Linked DNA regions of Homo sapiens: region 1 is linked to region 2. A link is a contact called in ENCODE Hi-C or POLR2A ChIA-PET data. All regions are on one chromosome and are shown on one strand. Each heading gives the region's core, a stretch centred on a gene start or an enhancer-like site at or near the end of the contact. The rest is flanking DNA. Distances are from core to core; before and after follow the strand shown.

Region 1 (4,062 bases), core at 786-3,285, 250 kb after region 2:
AAATTACAACGTATTTCTGTAAAGTTACACTGAGTATGCCTACCTCTTCTGCCATCCTTTCCACCTCCTTCATCATTTCCACCCCTGCTACCCCTGAGACAGGAAGACCAGCTCTTCCCCACCCTCCTCTTCAGCCTGCTCAGTGTGAAGACTACTAGGATGAAGATGTTTATGATGATCCACCTCCACTTAATGAACAATAAATGTATTAGTCCGTTTTCACACTCCTATAAAGAACTGCCCAAGACTGACTAATTTATAAAGAAAAGAGGTTTAATTGACTCACAGTTCTGCATGGCTGGGGAGGCCTCAGGAAACACAATCATGGCAGAAGGGGAAGCAGGCATGTCATACATGGCAGCAGGCGAGAGAGGGCACATGAGAGAGGAACTGTCAAACACTTATAAAACTAACAGGTTCCACGAGAACTCACTATCACAAGAACAGCATGGGGGAAATGGCCCCCATGATCTAATGACCTCCTAACAGGTCCCTCCCTTAACATGTGGAGATTATGGGGATTAAAATTCGAGATGAGATTTGAGTGGGGAAGCAGAGCCAAACCATATCAATGAATATATTTTCCTTATGATTTTCTTTTCTCTAGCTTACTGTGTTACAAAAATACACTGTATAATACATATAATATACAAAATACATGTTCATCAATGATTAATGTTACAGGTAAGGCTTCTGGTCAACAGTAGGCTCTTAGTAAAGTTTCTGGGGAGTCAAAAGTTATACATGGATTTTCAACTACCCGGGGGAGGGGAGTGCCTCTAACCCCCGGCACTGTTCAAGGGTTAACTGTATTTACTAAATGAATATGTATGCTTATGGAATACTGCACACTCTTCAAGCCTTGTATTCCAAGTGGATACTGCTACCTTCATTTCCCATTCTGCATTGATTTTTCAGGAGGTACATATTAAAAAAAAAACAACAACAGTAATTATTTTTTAAAAAGACATCATCCAAAAGGAATGTAGCAAAATTTAATTTTGAAACCGATATAAAATATCCTGTAGCACTCTTGTGAGTCTGCTGCAGTACCCTGGGGTGTCAGTGCACAGTTTCGGAACTGTGGCTCTACTTGAATTAAACACCTTGAGATAAGTCTTTTTATTTGAGAGAGCTAAAGCCCTTCTTGAGCATGGTTCAGAGTACTTGGAAAATGGAAGTACTTTATTCTGTATGAGGTAGCGTAAGTAAATCTGTGTATCAGGGTGGGATTCTGGAGAGCAAAGTAAGAGGATTTTATAAAGAGATGGACCCTGACAAGATGATGGCAGCTGGGTGCCCTGGAGATAAAATATGGCGAGTAAAAAATTGCCTGTGCCTGGGATGAGTGAACAACTTCAGTAATGCTGATAACTAGTAATCAGTTTTGTTTCTTATCCTATGTAGTGTTATAATCCTTCTCCATCAACTTAAACCTTCCACAAAAATTAGCTCTTTACTTCCCTAATATGTGTATAAATAATAATTTTTCTGCCCAATGAAGTTTTAATCTTTAAACTATTATCTCTTTGTCTCAAAATGCAGTGTCTAAGGTCCTATCAATTTTAATTATACAGCAACTCCTGGAACTATGTCATCCTTCCTATTAATATAACTTTAGTTGATAACTCTCATTACTTTGTAAACCCTACTGCAACACTTTCCTGCTCTGGCAAAGCTCCTTTGTTCAAAAAACCTTAAATGACTCATTTCCTAAACAATAGTAGCTCAAGTTCCTGAAGTGGCATTAAAAATCCTCTAAATCTGACAGTAATCTATCTTTCCTATATAATCTCTGATGACTCACATCCACAAAACTCTTACTTTGACCATATGGAGTTTCTAGCTAGCCTAAGTATAAATCCTGTACCTTTCTATATCCTTTCCTTTGCTGGTGATATTTATTCACTCTGTAGAATCTGCTCTTCCTTTTCTACTTGGTCAACTAAAGCAAGGACTGGCAAGTGTTTTCTGTAAAATGCCCCAATAAATATTTTAGGTTTGCAGGCCACATGGTATCTGTTGCAACCACTCAACTCTGCTATTGTAGCGTATGGCTCATAGGCCATACTTTGTTGACCTCTGAACTAAAAGGAAAGAAGAAAATACATACTAAGTAGAAATGAAAACAACAACCCAGATAAAAATAACATTGGAGATAAATATTAATAGAAAATCCATTTAGTGTGGTAATGAGAGTGTAGCTTCCTCTTAGTAACGAACTACATAAAGAAATTGAAAACTAAGGCAGATTTAGAGAGAAAGAAACGATATAATTACATTTCCTAAAGTTTTCCCTTAAAATGAGGACATCTGACTATTTTCTGAGGCTAGCACTAAATCAATACAAGTCCTTTACATTTGAGTATAACACCCAATTTCCAGGGGGTAATACATTATCTTGCTTTAATTGCTGCTGCTTTCTATCTCTAACTCCCAACCTGACTCAAATGTTTCTCCCTAGATGCCTCTGAGAATAGTTTCGTTGAAAACAGATCTTCTAGCTTCATCACAAGACAAGGTCATTTATATAATTTTTTTACAATGTGAGTGCTTTCGTCTATTGAAAGAAACAAAAAATTATCAAGTGGTAGAATGTGCTAATAATTATGCAAAAATTATTTTGAAATTTTTTTTAATTTAAAAAAGTGAATTGCAATCATAGAAGGTTGCAGTTCATAAGCCAGGCCAATGTAGACTACATTTAAAATATAGGTGCCTTCTGTGATTGTGAAAGTGCTGCAGGGAATAAACCTCTTCTAATTTAAACTATGGCTTGCTTTTTGGCAAATTACTGCAATAAACACTCTCTATGTCTACATTTCTTATATGTGGCACAAAGGAAGCTATGCTTCTTTTTGTATTTACTTTTATGTTAGTTTACTTTTAAACTAACACTTGTAGTATGTTCCCAGAAAAAAATTTAAAAAAAATAGCAATTGATAATAAAGCAGCATGCAGTAGTTTAAAAAGAAATCACTGGGCTAAAAATCCAGATACTCAAATTCTGGCCTGGGTTTGGACTAGCTACTAGGCAATCTTAGTGATATATAGTATTTAATCTTGATGAGTTTTAGTTTTTTCATTTGTGAAAAACAGGAGATTGGGTTGGATGACCTTGAGAAACACCTTCATTTCAAAAATTCTAGAATTCAGTTAAGTCTTAAATCAACTGATTTCTTTAAAAAATTGAGGTAAAATTCACATAAAATTATATTCACAGTGTTGTGCAACCATGACCTCTATCTACTTCTCAACATTTTTAGCACCCCAAGAAGAAACCCTATCTTCCCATTAAAAAGTTATTCCCCATTCCTCACTCCCCACAAGTCCCTGGCAACTACCAATCTGCTTTTGTTTCTGTGGATTTACCTATTATGGATACTTCATATAAATGGAATCATACAATATGTGATCCTTTATGTCTGGCTTCGTCCATTTTCTTGATATTGAGGTTCACTCACATTCTATCATGCATCAGTACTTTATTCTTTTTTATGAACGAATGATATTCCATTGTATGGATCTATCACAATGTATCTTCCTGCTTGTGGACATTTGGGTTGTTTCCATAACAATTTTTTTGCATAATATTTTCAGAAGCCATAAATAACATAAAAACATGTACACATCAAAGGTGCACTTTTAAAAAAGATTTAAAGGGATATTCTGAATAGGGAGTCCCTTTTATCCAGAAATTGACAAATCTTGGTGAGCCAGAAATGAAACTAATTGTAACTTCTGATTCATGAAACTAATAATTGAGGTTTTAGTGGAAATTTTATAAACACGAAATTTTATATATGATGAAGAAGTTTAAGAAATACATGGATCAGGCTCTGAAAGAGAAGCAGAGAATACAAGTGATCTTGAAGTACCTAATTGAAGATGATTCTTCTTTTTGGCCATATTTTATCATAAAGTGATTTTAACTGTTTTAACTTAACAGAACACAAAACAGTGATTTTTCTCCAGTTACTACCAGACACAGTTGTTTTAAATCTGAGTTAAAAATGGCAAAAATGCAATGATTTTTTTCTGTGTAATTGTTTTGGCTCTCTG
Region 2 (4,037 bases), core at 625-3,124:
CTGGCACTAAATGGACTGTGAAAAGGACATTTCTTCACAAAATGACAGTTGAAACAGGAAGTCAGAGCGTTGCCTTGTTCAGCCTCTGCTAGAAATGTGCTTGTCGGTTGACTCAAATTTTTTGCCGCTCTGTGCATGTTGGTGAATATCTGCAAAAGGACTGTGGGTCGGGCGCAGTGATTCATGCCTATAATCTCAGCACTCTGAGAGGCCGAGGCGAGAGGATTGATTGAGGCCAGGGGTTCAAGACCAGCCTGGTCAATGTAGTAAGATTACATCTCCACAAAAAATAAAAAACTAGCTGGGCCTGTTGGCATAAGCCTGTAATCCCTGCTTCTCCAGAGGCTGATGAGGTAGAATCCCTTGAGCTCAGGAGTTTGAGGCTGCAGTGAGCTATGACTGCATCACTGCACTCCAGCCTGGGACACAGAGCAAGACCCTGTCTGAACAAATTAAAATAAATAAATAAATAGGGCATGGTGGCTTATGCCTGTAATCCCAACACTGTGGGAGGCTGAGGCAGGAGGATTATTTAAGCCCTGGAGTCTGAGACTAGCTTGGACAATGTAGTGAGACCTCTACTCTATAAAACATAAAAATAAAAAATAAAATAAATAATAGCCAGTTTGAAAAATGCTTACCCAGTAAGGGAATTATTATCTTATCTCACACAATTTTGGGGGTTATCGTCTCATATTATTTTTGAGGTTGCCTCATTGACTTGCACTGCTTGAGGTTGCAAAACTACTGAAGAAGTGGGCTACTGGTAGGATTCTTGCTGGTGACGCTGACAGGCTGCTGGGAATCAGTGTGTACGGGAGCTGGCTGTGCAATCTCTTCCCAGCTCTACATTCTGGGCCTACCTTCTGGGTAGTTTGAAATTGGCCATGGTGGGTGTATTTACACCACAGAAATCTGCAAATGCCTCAAGTCAGGGCTTTTTCTTGGAAGAACTGGTGGTTAAACCGTAACCAGCACGCCATTGCCGTGAGCTCTATTTATAGATGCTGAATCAATGACTTCATAACCCAAGAAAGGAACGCTCATACAGCCAGAGACCCTTCTAACCTCTCCTTGCACGAGTCTTCATGCCTTATATCACTTGTTTGGATACTGCATTTCTTCGGCTCTTAAGATATGTAACCCCAGCTCTAAAAGCTTAAATTTGATGGCTTCCTGCATGCTTCCTAGGACCACACAACTATTACAGCTATAGAAATAAAATCTGACTGAGTCTGGGCCCTCTAAGCTTTGTTCAGTGACCTGAAGGTCACTCCATGTTCCACAGCCCCTACCCCCAACCTCCAAGCTAGCACGCATCCCCCTGCAGCACCCAGAGCCGGGTCCTCATGTAAACTTTCATCACCTCTTTTTTTCTGTTTAGGGTCCAGACAAGGGTTTCTTTTGCAGACAAGTCCCCTGGCCTCCCAGCCTGGGGTGCAGGCACCCGTCTGCCCCGCCTGCAGGTCTCCTTGAGCCGGGTAAGTCACTGCAGCCCGTTCCTTCAACACCTGGCAGCAGCATGCGGACAAAGAACTCATGCTGTTGTGCTGAGCCTGGTGATTCAGGCTGTAAAACTGCAGGCCAAGTTGTTAAACCCAGATTCAGGTAGACAGCCAAGCAGGGCCAAGGCTGCCCTGCATCTGGGTTTTGGCAGACAGAGCAGTTTCCCCATCTGTGGGGGCCTTGGTGTGGCCTTTCCCTCCAGGAGGCAATGTCGGTATAATTTATTGGGCCATAATTGTTGAAAGGAGCAGTCCTTCAGGCCATTCATTCAGGCCAAAAATATTTCTTTATTGAGCGTTCCCAGTGTTCTCAGCCTTGTGCTATGTGGTGGGGGTGGGGTGTGTGTGTTGGGGAAGTCACGAAAGAGACCAAATCCCACTCGTTCTGCAGCAACGGAGTGGCAATGGCAAGCAGGGCTTGCTACACACCCCGCGCAGAGGCGGCAAGTCCTGCTGGAGAGTCTCAAAGGAAGAGCTCCTCCAGTGGCCTTGAATTTTGCCAGGTTTTGCAGGACGAGTGGGATTTAGTCCATGAAGAGTCCGGCAAGGGCACCGCCCCTGGGGAATCAAAGCACAGGATGGGTGGGGAAGGGCCCAGGCTCGCCCAGGGAGTGGTGAGTCCTATGTGTGGACAGGCAGGGCCCTGGAGAAGGTCTCCTGAGAGACAAGCTGGAGATGTGGCACGGCCACCTGGGAGAGGACTCTTCAATGACAGGATAGAGTTTGGACTTTGTTCTGTAAGATACAAGGGACCTCACTGAAAGTTTTTGAGGAGAGGAGTGGCATGACCCGCTCCATGTCACACGAAGGCAAGCTGGTGTTTCCACTCTCAACGCGAGAGGAGTTTTCTCCAAGAGGAGCATAGCGATGTGCTGCCGATATCAGGCCGGGGGGTGTGAATGAAGGAAGAGGGTTGGGTGTGTGTTCAAGAGCATCTCTTTTGTACTCACCGGGTTGTTTCCATTGTCCTGCTGCCACCATCTGTAGGAGATGTCAGAGATAACAGTGTGATTCCTAATAATCATTGTAGCAATGATAATAGTAACCACAAAAATAATCAGTATAGGTGAATTGTATTAAGTAATCTCTATGTGCTAGGCCCTGAGCTAAATACACCACATGAATGATTGTGTAAAATACTTACGTCAACCCTATGAAGTAGACATTATTATTTTCCCCATTTTACAGATGAGAAAAACCAAAGCACAGAGAAGTAAGTGCACTTGTGCAATGTCACACAGCCAGGGAATGGAAAAGGGAAGGCAACAACCCAGCATTGTCTGACTCCAGAGCCTGAGCTCTGTTCCCCTCCACTATAGCCCTTTCTGAGATGCAGCACTTCCTCTAGAAAGCACTCTCCAGTGTATCTGGGCAGGATGGGCAGTGGGAGGCTGGATGTCAACCTGGGGAGGTGGTTTAGTAAGGGGTTGGAGGACTGTGTCCAGAGGGTGCTGAAGAAGCCCTTGGGCTTGTCCACCCAGCCCTGGGGTTCCACTTACGTTACTTCCTTGGCTTCTACAGGTATTTGATGTTGAGACCCTATCAACACATGCTTCCCTGGCCAGGCACGGTGGCTCACGCCTGTAACCCCAGCATGCTGGGAGGCTGAGGCAGGCAGATCACCTGAGGTCAGAAGTTCGAGATCAGCCTGGCCAACATAGTGAAACCCCATCTCTACTAAAACTACAAAAATTAGCCGGGCATTGTGGCAGGTGCCTGTAATCCCAGCTACTTGGGAGGCTGTGGCAGGAGAATTGCTTGAGCCTGGAGACGGAGGTTGCAGTGGGCTGAGATTGCACCATTGCACTTCAGCCTGGGTGACAGAGCGAGACTCTGTCTCAAAACAAAAATAAAGCAAAACACATGCTTCCCTGACTACTCACAGGTGAAGTGAAGGTGGGAGGGATAAAGCAGATGGATCACAGCAACAAGACCCAGGAAGATCCGGTCAATTGATGAGCATCTAGTGAAAGTTTAATAGGAATAATGCAAAATCTTGTAATGGTCCATGAAATCACCACACTGTACTAGTGTGGACACAGGGGTACGGCTTAATACTAATGTGATGCCAAAAAAAAAAAAGAAAAAAGAAAAGGAAACAAACACTTAACTTTTGGTTGATGAAAATCTCAATATGAATCAACAGTGTTATATGAATATCAAAAAAAAGCTGTGACTGGCACTTTGGGAGGCCGAGGTGGGAGGACACATGAGGTCAGGAGTTCGAGGCCAGCCCGGCCAACATGGTGAAACCCTGTCTCTACTAAAAATACAAAAATTAGCCAGGCATGGTGGCGCGTGACTGTAGTCCCAGCTACTCAAGAGGCTGAGGCAGGAGAATCACCTGAACCCGGGAGGCAGAGGTTGCAGTGAGCCAAGATGGCACCACTGTACTCCAGCCTGGGCAACAGAGTAAGACTCCATCTCAAAAAAAAAAAAAAAAAAAAAGCTGTGACTGCAGGCTATATCAATAGAATTATAAAGCAATTGTTTGGCTTCCACATAGACGGTATTCAAGGTGTGCTATGTAGC

What was found. Hi-C counts contacts between places; a loop is a spot of excess contacts on that map. ChIA-PET counts read pairs that join two places held with the same protein, here RNA polymerase II (POLR2A).
Region 1: a map of PC-3 shows a loop between it and region 2 (8-fold over the local background). The contact joins two enhancer-like sites. A Hi-C loop is called at or near these places in 1 of 168 maps with a recorded cell type or tissue (PC-3). POLR2A ChIA-PET finds 5 or more read pairs at or near these places in 1 of 52 experiments (activated naive CD4-positive, alpha-beta T cell).

Annotation. Positions count from the first base shown.
Region 1 is chr10:74,501,109-74,505,170 of GRCh38, reverse strand. All of the region lies in intron 6 of ADK (adenosine kinase), which reads right to left. Among named protein-coding and RNA genes, the nearest start is that of ADK-AS1, 26 kb to the left of the region's middle. Within about 2 kb of position 2,035, at least 4 of the 41 ENCODE cell types and tissues checked have a DNase peak (open chromatin) inside an H3K27ac peak, as active enhancers do; they include PC-3, where a contact is called at or near this core.
Region 2 is chr10:74,751,553-74,755,589 of GRCh38, reverse strand. LOC124902459 (a long non-coding RNA gene) reads right to left here. Exons shown (of 2, transcript XR_007062201.1): 2 at 1,774-2,486. Among named protein-coding and RNA genes, the nearest start is that of KAT6B, 73 kb to the left of the region's middle. RefSeq lists an enhancer at 667-2,187. Within about 2 kb of position 1,874, at least 2 of the 41 ENCODE cell types and tissues checked have a DNase peak (open chromatin) inside an H3K27ac peak, as active enhancers do; they include PC-3, where a contact is called at or near this core.